Regions from separate parts of the Homo sapiens genome. Here region 2 is linked to region 1. A link is an interaction called in ENCODE POLR2A ChIA-PET data of the cell type or tissue named here. Cell type or tissue: Panc1. All regions are shown on one strand. Links, peaks and the distances in the headings refer to the core of each region. The heading gives the core; the rest is flanking DNA. Region 1 overlaps CFAP299 (cilia and flagella associated protein 299). Region 2 overlaps LOC124900725 (a long non-coding RNA gene).

What was found. ChIA-PET counts read pairs that join two places held together with the same protein. Peaks named below come from ENCODE experiments on the same cell type or tissue, not always from the same donor. Only the 100,000 strongest peaks of a DNase experiment are listed, where the experiment ranks them.
Region 2: POLR2A ChIA-PET joins it to region 1 with 11 read pairs; 1 of 35 experiments calls an interaction of 5 or more read pairs at or near these places.

The regions. Positions count from the first base shown.
Region 1 is chr4:80,536,096-80,540,501 of GRCh38, reverse strand. All of the region lies in intron 2 of CFAP299 (cilia and flagella associated protein 299), which reads right to left. Among named protein-coding and RNA genes, the nearest start is that of CFAP299, 200 kb to the right of the region's middle. In Panc1, for the core only: no CTCF peak of the experiment used is centred there; a DNase peak (open chromatin) is centred at 2,041.
Region 2 is chr4:80,233,435-80,237,840 of GRCh38, reverse strand. All of the region lies in intron 1 of LOC124900725 (a long non-coding RNA gene), which reads right to left. Among named protein-coding and RNA genes, the nearest start is that of FGF5, 31 kb to the left of the region's middle. In Panc1, for the core only: no CTCF peak of the experiment used is centred there; a DNase peak (open chromatin) is centred at 2,180.

The DNA.
Region 1 (4,406 bases), core at 317-4,316:
TTATCATTGTAGTTTACAAGCTAATTTGCCTACTGTTGTTTTCTGCCCTTGTTTGGGGTAATGAATTAATGTACTCTTGTAACATTATTTACTGAACCTGCTTACAATTTCTTTACTTCATCAAACAATAGAATAGCTACTGATTTCTCAAACTAGGAACGTTTCATTAATCCTAAAATGGTTAAAGAATATTTTCATCTATTGCCTGTCCTCTGTTTATTAAAATGAAATTCAGGAAAAATTAGACTCCAGAAATTCACTGCATACCTCAATGTTCTTAAACAACAGAATCTACTCTGAATAGGTTAAGCATAAAGGAAACTTATTGAAACACCTTAAGGAGTTCACAAAACTTCCAAGAAGGCCAGAAAGCTAGACTCACAAGCGACAGCATTTAGAAAATGCTCAGCTATACTGAATTAATTCCTTTGGCAAAAACACAATTGCCTGTGCACTTGACTAAGACAGCGCAGCTTTTACAGACTCCACAGTTTTTACACAAAATACTAAAACTAGATTTCAGATTCTCTCCTGCTGGCCCCAGGAGCTAAATGCTCTGCTAACCAAAAGAAGCATTCTCAGTCGGCTTGCTTCCCTCATCTTGGACACCTCTAAATCCAAATCTCCTGCAAATGCATTGATTATTCACACTACAGTCATATCTTTATGTCCTGGCAGCAAGACAGGCTAGGAGAATAACCTTTATTTTCTACTTTGGGGAGGTGTTCAAAATGTGTTTTCTTAGATTCTATATTTTTCTACTTGGCATCCATTAATCACAGGGCCAAGCTAATTGCTAAGGTTGTTTACATCTCTTCTATTATCCAGCTTTAGCAGTAGTATGAAAATCATATTACAAATTCTCCAACAAATTCCAACTCCATACCCACTACCTGCTTCCTGTATTTAACTCTCACACGCTAAGCCAGTATCACCTCTACCCACAATCAGCCTAAATCACCCAGAGCCAAGTACCAGAAAACTAAAGGCCCTACAGCCCAGAGCCCATTGGCATTATTCAAACTAGCCAATCCTAAGCTGTTTCTCCTCCCCTGCCTTGACTTTCCCATGAAAAACACAATAAATGCTCTGGGCCATGCTGTCCCTTCATTCCTGCTCCTGCCTCCTGACGAACCTGGTGCTTCCTCATGTGGTTCTGTGTGGCATGACATGTCCCCTTCTCCTGGGAAATGTAAGCAATTAATTCTTCTTTCAAAAGGCAGTTGTCTCCACGTTTGACACTGTTTTATACTTGATTAAAACAAAATACAGGGTATAAATTTTAGAACAGGAAGGCAAGATGTATAACCTGAGGAACTCTCCAAATATAAGGTGGGTATTCCAAATGTTGTATAGCTACAAACGTGAAAAATGACCAATATATCTACTAGGTAAATGAGATACTTTTACTAGTGGAAATTGTTTCAATTAATTTAATTTAGTGGAACAAATTGCATACTTCCCTGAGGAAATCACTATTAATCTTTAAAATTAACTCCTGAGTGTAAAGATGTCTTTGGAGCTGGAAAGCCAACTAAAAACCTATTAAGGAATTCACAAGAAATGTTAACTTTACTGTTCATAAAACAAGTTTTAAAGTAGCTTAATCTGAGAGTTGGGGAAGATGTAGCATTCTTTTACTAATTTTGGTTAATGAAATACAGTCTTGCATCACTTTACGGGTATATATTCTGAGAAACGCAGAGTTAGGCAAGTTCATCATGCAAACATCATAGAATGCACTTATACAAACCTAGATGGTATAGCCTACTACACACCTAGGCTACAGGGTATAGCCTGTTTCTCCTAGGCGACAAACCTCTACAGCATGTTACTGTACTGAAATACTGGAGGCAATTTTAACACAAAGGTAAGTATCTATGTATTTAAACATATCTAAACTTATAAAAGGTACAGTAAAAACACAGTATAAAAGATAAAAAATGGTACACCTGCATAAGGCACTCACCATTAATGAAGTTTATAGAACTGGAAGTTGCTCTCGGTGAGTCAGTGAGTGAGTAAGTGGTGAGTAAATGTGAAGGCCTAGAAATATTCTTGTATAATACTTAGACTTACATACACTGTACAGTTAAGCTATACTAGATTTATTTTTAAATTTTTATTTCTTCAATAATAAATTAACCTTAGCTTGCTATAACTTTTTAACTTATATTTTTAAAACTTTTTAACTCTTTTTAAATAACACTGAGCTTAAAAGACAAACATTGTACAAAAATACAAAAATATTTTTCTTTCTATAAGACTTTATGTATTTTTTAAGATTTAATTTTTATTTTTACTTTTGAAATAACTAGCAATGCAGGTTTGTTACACCTACAAACTTACTTACAGACACCTGAGTAATGCTGCAATGTTACAATAGCTATGTTACAATAGCTACGATGTCACCAGGAGACAAATTTTTCAGCTCCATTATGATCTTATGGGCCATGGTTTATGCAGTCCATCATTGGCTGAAAGATGATTATGTGGCACATGACTGCAGTCTTCATATGACAGATTTCAGAGTAGTTAAAATATTTTATTTTTGACAAAAATTTTATACATTTTCAGCATAGAACATGATGTTTTGATATATGTACATTTTGGGAAATGGTTAAATCAAGCTAATTAATATATTCATCACATCACCTATTTTTTTTTTGGAGAGAACATTTAAGATCTAATCTCTTAGCAACGTCCATGTCTACAATACATTATTAACTATAGTCACCATGCTATACAATGGATCTCCACAATTTATTCATCCTAACTGAAACTTCATACCTTTTAACTAACATCTCCCTATCCCTCCCACCTCAGTGTCCAGCAACCACCATTCAACTCTCTGTTCTACAAGCTCAACTCTTTTAGATTCCACATATGACTGAGATCACAGAGTATTTGCCTTTCTGTGTCTGGCTTATTTCACTTAACATAATGCCCTTCTGGTTCATCCGTGTTGTTGCAAATGATAGGATTTTCTTTTCTTAAGGCTGAATAGTAATCTGTTGTATGTATACACCACATTTTCTTTATTTATTCATGCACTGGTGGACACTTAGGTTGATTCCACAGCTTGGCTATTATGAATGATGCTACAGTAGACATGGGGATGGAGACATTTCTTTGACATTGATATCATTTCCTTTGGACATATTCCCAGAAGTGAATTGTTGGAACATATGGTAGTTCTATCTTTAATTTTTTTGAGGAACCTCTATAATATTTTTGATAATAATGGCTGTACCCATTTATATTCTCACCAACAGTGAATGAGGGTTCCCTTTTCTCTACATCCTCATCAATACTTATTGTTTTTCAAAAACAGCCATTCTACAGTTGTGAAGCGATACTACATTGACCTTTTAATTTGCATTTCCCTGATGATTAATGATGTTGAGCATTTTTATTCCTGTTGGCTTTTGTATATCTTCCTTTGAAAAATATTTAGTTCCATTGCTCATTTTTTAACCAGGTTATATGTTTCCTTTCCTTGCAACTGAAGTGTTTGAGTTCCTTATATATTAATCCTTTGTCAGATGTATGGTTTGCAACCATTTTCTCCCATTCTCCCATTCTGTAGGTTGTCTCTTTACTATGTTGATTTTCTTTGCTGTGCTGAAGCTGCAATCCCACTTGTTTATTTTGCTGTTGCTGCCTGGGTTTTAGGGGTCATATCCAAAAAATTCATTGCCCAGACCAATGTAAAGAAGCCTGTTATCTATGTTTCCTTTGAACCATTTTATGGTTACAGGTCTCAAATTTAAGTCTTATTTCATTTTGAGTTGATTTTTGTTACATGATGTGAGATGACAGTCCATTTTCATTCTTCTGTGGGTATTCAGTTTTCTTGCCAACATTCTTTGAAGGGACCACCCTTTCCTCCCTGTATGTTCTTGGCACCTTTGTTGAAAATCAATTGACTGTAAATGTGGGGATTTATTTCTGGCCTCTCCATTTTCTTCCATTGATTTTTATATCTGTTTTTATGGTAGCATCATGCCACTTTCATGGCTATTAGTTTTGTAGTAGATTTTGAAGTCAGGTAATGTGACGCCTCCAGCTTTGTTCCTTTTGCTCAAGATTGCTTTCAAACGATACGTATATACTATGATTTAGAGTTACTGATTGAGTAATTACACAGATGTAGAGACAAATCACAGATTTATTAAATCAGAGCATATAAGGGTTCCTATCCACTACTGGAAACCACTTAGTGACTTTCTTGAAAGGCAGTAATTCAGATCCTACTGAAATATTTTCAATGGTAGGGGATTTTTAAAGGCACTTTATCCCATTACTGAGCAGTTCTAATTATTATAAAATGATTCCTTCACTGAGGTGAAATATCCACCATATAACTACCACCCACTGCTTCTCCTATTTTCTTAAGCCTCAAA
Region 2 (4,406 bases), core at 69-4,068, 300 kb after region 1:
TCCACTGGGGATCTTGGAACATATCGTCCATGGATAAACAGAGATCACTGTATTTGGTTTCTAACATGCAAAATGGGATTAGGCAGCAGGATTAATTAACCAGGACATTGTCTTGATAAACCAGGGTATCTCATCCTCAGCACTGTTGACATTTAGAAATGAAAATTTTTTTGTTGTGGGGTACCATCCTGTGCCTTGCAGGATGTTTAGCAGCATCTCTGGCTTCTGCCTAGTAGCACTGCACCCCAAATTGTGACTACCAAAAATGTTTCCAGAAACTGCCAAATGTCTTCTGTGAACAAAATTACCCCTAGTTAAAAACTACTGTGATAGAAGGTTTAATAAATTTCTTTAAGTTCTATTTAAGCTATCAGGCCAGATCTGAAGGACTTTATGATAGGATCTCCCCTAGAACGGAGAAAAGACTCCTTTCCCCTAGAGTAGCTAAGCCATAGAAAAAAGGATATAACCTAAAGATAGGGAAACATGTACAACTAGGCAAAATTCTCCCCCATTTTCCTTATAGCAGTAAAAATATTCTTTTACTTTTGGTCCTATTACTGTAGTCTGGAAATAAGTCTAATTATTTATTTAATTGCTACTCCATTTAATAACACTTCAGGTACTTGAAGACATGTCCTTCAAGTTCTTCTTTTTGAATTAATCATTTTTAATGACATGCTAGTGAATTTTTCTTGTGAACAATTTTCATGGGAGGCCAGGAGAATAAAGTATAAGATGTCTTTATCTCTGTGTGAATTAAAGCAAGAATATACATCCTCAAGGCATCTTTAGGCTTGCAACAGACATGCTTCTTAAGACATTAACAATTTCCACAAATATTGGATAGAACAGAAGAAGAATTGTTTCTTCCATGAATGCATAGTTTTTTGTTTGTTTGTTTGTTTGTTTTTTGGGACGGAGTCTTGTTCTGTCATCCAGGCTGGAGTTCAGTGGCACCATCTTGGCTCACTGCAACTTTTGCCTCCTGGGTTCAAGTGATTCTGCTGCCTCAGCCTCCCTAGTAGCTGGGATTACAGGTGTGCACCACCACACCCGGCTAACTTTTTAATATTTTTGGTAGAGACAGGCTTTCACTATGTTAGCCAAGCTGGTCTCAAGCTCCTGACCTCATGGTCTGCCCACCTCGGCCTCCCAAAGTGCTGGGATTTCAGGGGTGAGCCACTGCGCCCGGCCAATGCATAGTTATCTTACACATTATTGGCGTCACACCAAAAGCAGAACACTTCCTTCTAGTGTGCATTTTGGCAGTAGAAAGCCAGAATCCACCATCATGACTCTTAATATTCAAGAAGTATAAAAGTTTTGGAACTGCCTGGGGCTGAGGTTGCCAGTCTCCCACCTAAGCCCCAGTATTAATGGTCAGTGTGACCTTTACTCAGTGAGTTTAATATCTGATGTTTCTTCTTTTTAACAATAATTGTATCTTTTAGCCTTTATTCTTAAGCTGTAACATTAAGAGTACCACATGGAAAAATAACTCAATAATGATTTAAAAAATTCCAGTAGCAGTTATGAGAAATTAATAATGGGGGCAATAATAGAGAGAATGTGCTGGAAAAGGAGTTAACAGTCACAGACAGGAAGGTAGGGGGTTTGGAGGTGGAAAAAAGGTGGGGTTGACAGGGTGGAGAGAAGTAGAAAAGGAGCAACAACAGGAAACTAGCCAAAAAGTACAGGGTATGAACGTGCTTTCTCCCTCTTCTTTTTGGGAACTGATGACTCCCAGTCAGCTATACCAACTGGAAGGAAAGAGCAGGGAGGGAGAGGGTATGGAAGGACCTGAGAGTAGAGAAATTGAACACCTGAGAGAGGAAAAGGAAGGAAAATGAAACCACAGAGAGAGGAAGATGGGTTTTAAAAAGTATTCCAGCTATTGGTGTGTCCCAGCTAAAGTTATGGAAAGTTAGCAGAAGGAAAATAAATCTGAATTTAAAATAGAAATTGGTCATCAGAATAAAATTTAAAGAAGGCAGCAAGCAGTGAATCTTTGTTAAAATTTACCTAAGAATAGATAGCTGAGGATCTAACAAATTATTTAAGTATAAGGACATATTTATATATTATGTATCATGTAATTATAGATATGTTATGTTATATGAAAATAATTTCCAAGAAAGGTCAACAGGTGACACAGTCAGAATACAACTATGTTTAGAATTCTGTGAGCTATTCTACTATGTAAACAGGGAATGTTGATTCACTTGACTAGAAGTTAAGTTTGAACTGTTCTCCAAATTCTCCTTGGATTTTGCGGTAGTAAGAAAAAATATTTTACAGTAATTCTGATTTCAAGAATGAGTATATGTAATTTAAATTTTGAAGGAAGGTAGTATATAAAATATTTTCAAGAAAATTGGGGCTGACTGTACATCTGGAATTACAGGTGTAATTCCAGCACTTTGGGATGCTGCGGCAGGATGATTGCTTGAGTCCAGGAGTTTGAGACCAGCCTGGGCAACATAGAGAGACCCTGTTTCTACAAAAAATAAAAAAAAAAAAATAGTTAGTCGGACATGGTGGTATGTGCCTGTGGTCCCAGCTATTTGGAAGGCTGAGGCAGGAGGATTGCTTGAGCCCGGGACGTCAAAGCTGCAGTGAGCCACGATCATGCCACTGCACTCCAGCCTGTCTCAAAAAAAAAAAAAAAAAAAAAAAAAAAAAAGTGGGGCTTGGGTTTGGTTTTGTGATATTTTTGGTTTTGTGTTTTATAACATCAAAATGCTAAGTCTGCTTAGCACCAGAGGCCTCTACAAAAGAACTGGACCTAATTACTCAGCCTCCTTTTTTCCTATGCTCTACATTAACCTAGTATAGAACACAGGGCAAATTAAAAATATATTGTAATAAAGAATCATTTATTTTAAAGTTAGTTGTGATTATAGATTGTGACTAGCTGCAGTCAGCTACCAACTCAACTGGCTGTAATGACTCCAAAATGACTATTTTATTTCTTTACCATGAAGGTTTGATATTCCCCGTTAGAGGCTTTTAGAGGGGAAACTAAGGTATAATTTCCAAAGAAGTTCTAATAAATGTTTAAACCTTAAGATGGAAGAAATGAACATGTTAATATGCTATTTAATGTATTATTTATTAATTTTAAGACTAAAAAATATTTGTAGATCAGTTCCAGGGTTGCCATGAAGATCAAATTTTGAAATATATGTGAAATGTTTTGGTAACTATAAAGCACTAAAGAAATTTAAACGTTATTATTATTCATATTTCTCCTGAAATGAGTCATTGCAGTTGTTCATTACTGATACTTCAACTAAACAAGAATGTTAAATGATAAAATACAGCTGAAGAAAGAAAATTCAGTTCCTGCATATTCAGGGAAAAAACAGGAAGTTTGGTGAGCACTGTGAAAGCGCTATAAAATGGAAAGCAAAGAAATGTTTATCAAAGTTTCAAGAGGCAAAACATTTACTACTGTTACTTTTATAAGGAGACAATCACCCACCCAACATGAAAGTGTATTAGATTTATTCTGGGTTAAAAACTTATGCAGAAATAACTTGTATTTGTAGGACATATTTCAGAAAGAATAATACAAAACAGACAAGCAATAGTTTTGTTGTAATGTACAATGTTAATAAATACTTTTGAAAAGATTGGAAAGTGTGATAGACTGCTTCATACAGTTCATATGACTGGTGAATAATAATGCTAAAGAGAAATTAAGTAAAATTAAAACACGGCAATATAAAATAAAAGGTCAGTAAGCAGTGGAAACTAGCAGTAGAAAGTTAGTGTCAGATGTGAAGGAAGAGTTTCTGGATAAAAGCTTCTTGAAAGAATAAGGGAAGAAGAGAAGAAGTAACACAAAGCAGAACGGGTTTGTCTCACTGCATAGGCAAGCCAAGTATTGGCCTGATTCTTTGATTTCAAGAACCTTTGAAGTAGGGTCAAGTTCATGAGCATGCTGTCTGTGCAGTGTCACGGGTCCTAGGCTCAGAAAGACCTCATGTTAGGTTTAAAGCTCTTCCATTGCCGTCTTGAAATTTTAAATAAATTTATTTATAACTTATGTTTTGGAAATGAAATCTAATGGTACAATGGAGCCGAGGAGTGTGCACAGGAGATATCTCAATATGAGTATCCACCACTATTCCTTGCTGCCACATTTATATATAGCATTTGTGATGCCCCATGAGCACAGAATTCCAGTGGACTCACAATGCGTAGTAAGTAGTTCAGTGAGAAAGGTAGTATGAGGTCAGTTTGTTAAATCTAAGATTGACTAACGGTAGGGTGGGGATGTAGGGGGGACTTGCTGAGGTCCCTGGGATGCCACCCTTTCAGTTTCAACTAGAACTTGTTTGGAATGCAGAAAGAAGGCAATGGTGTTGGGCTGCTTTTTTCGTATTAGCCAACCAGTT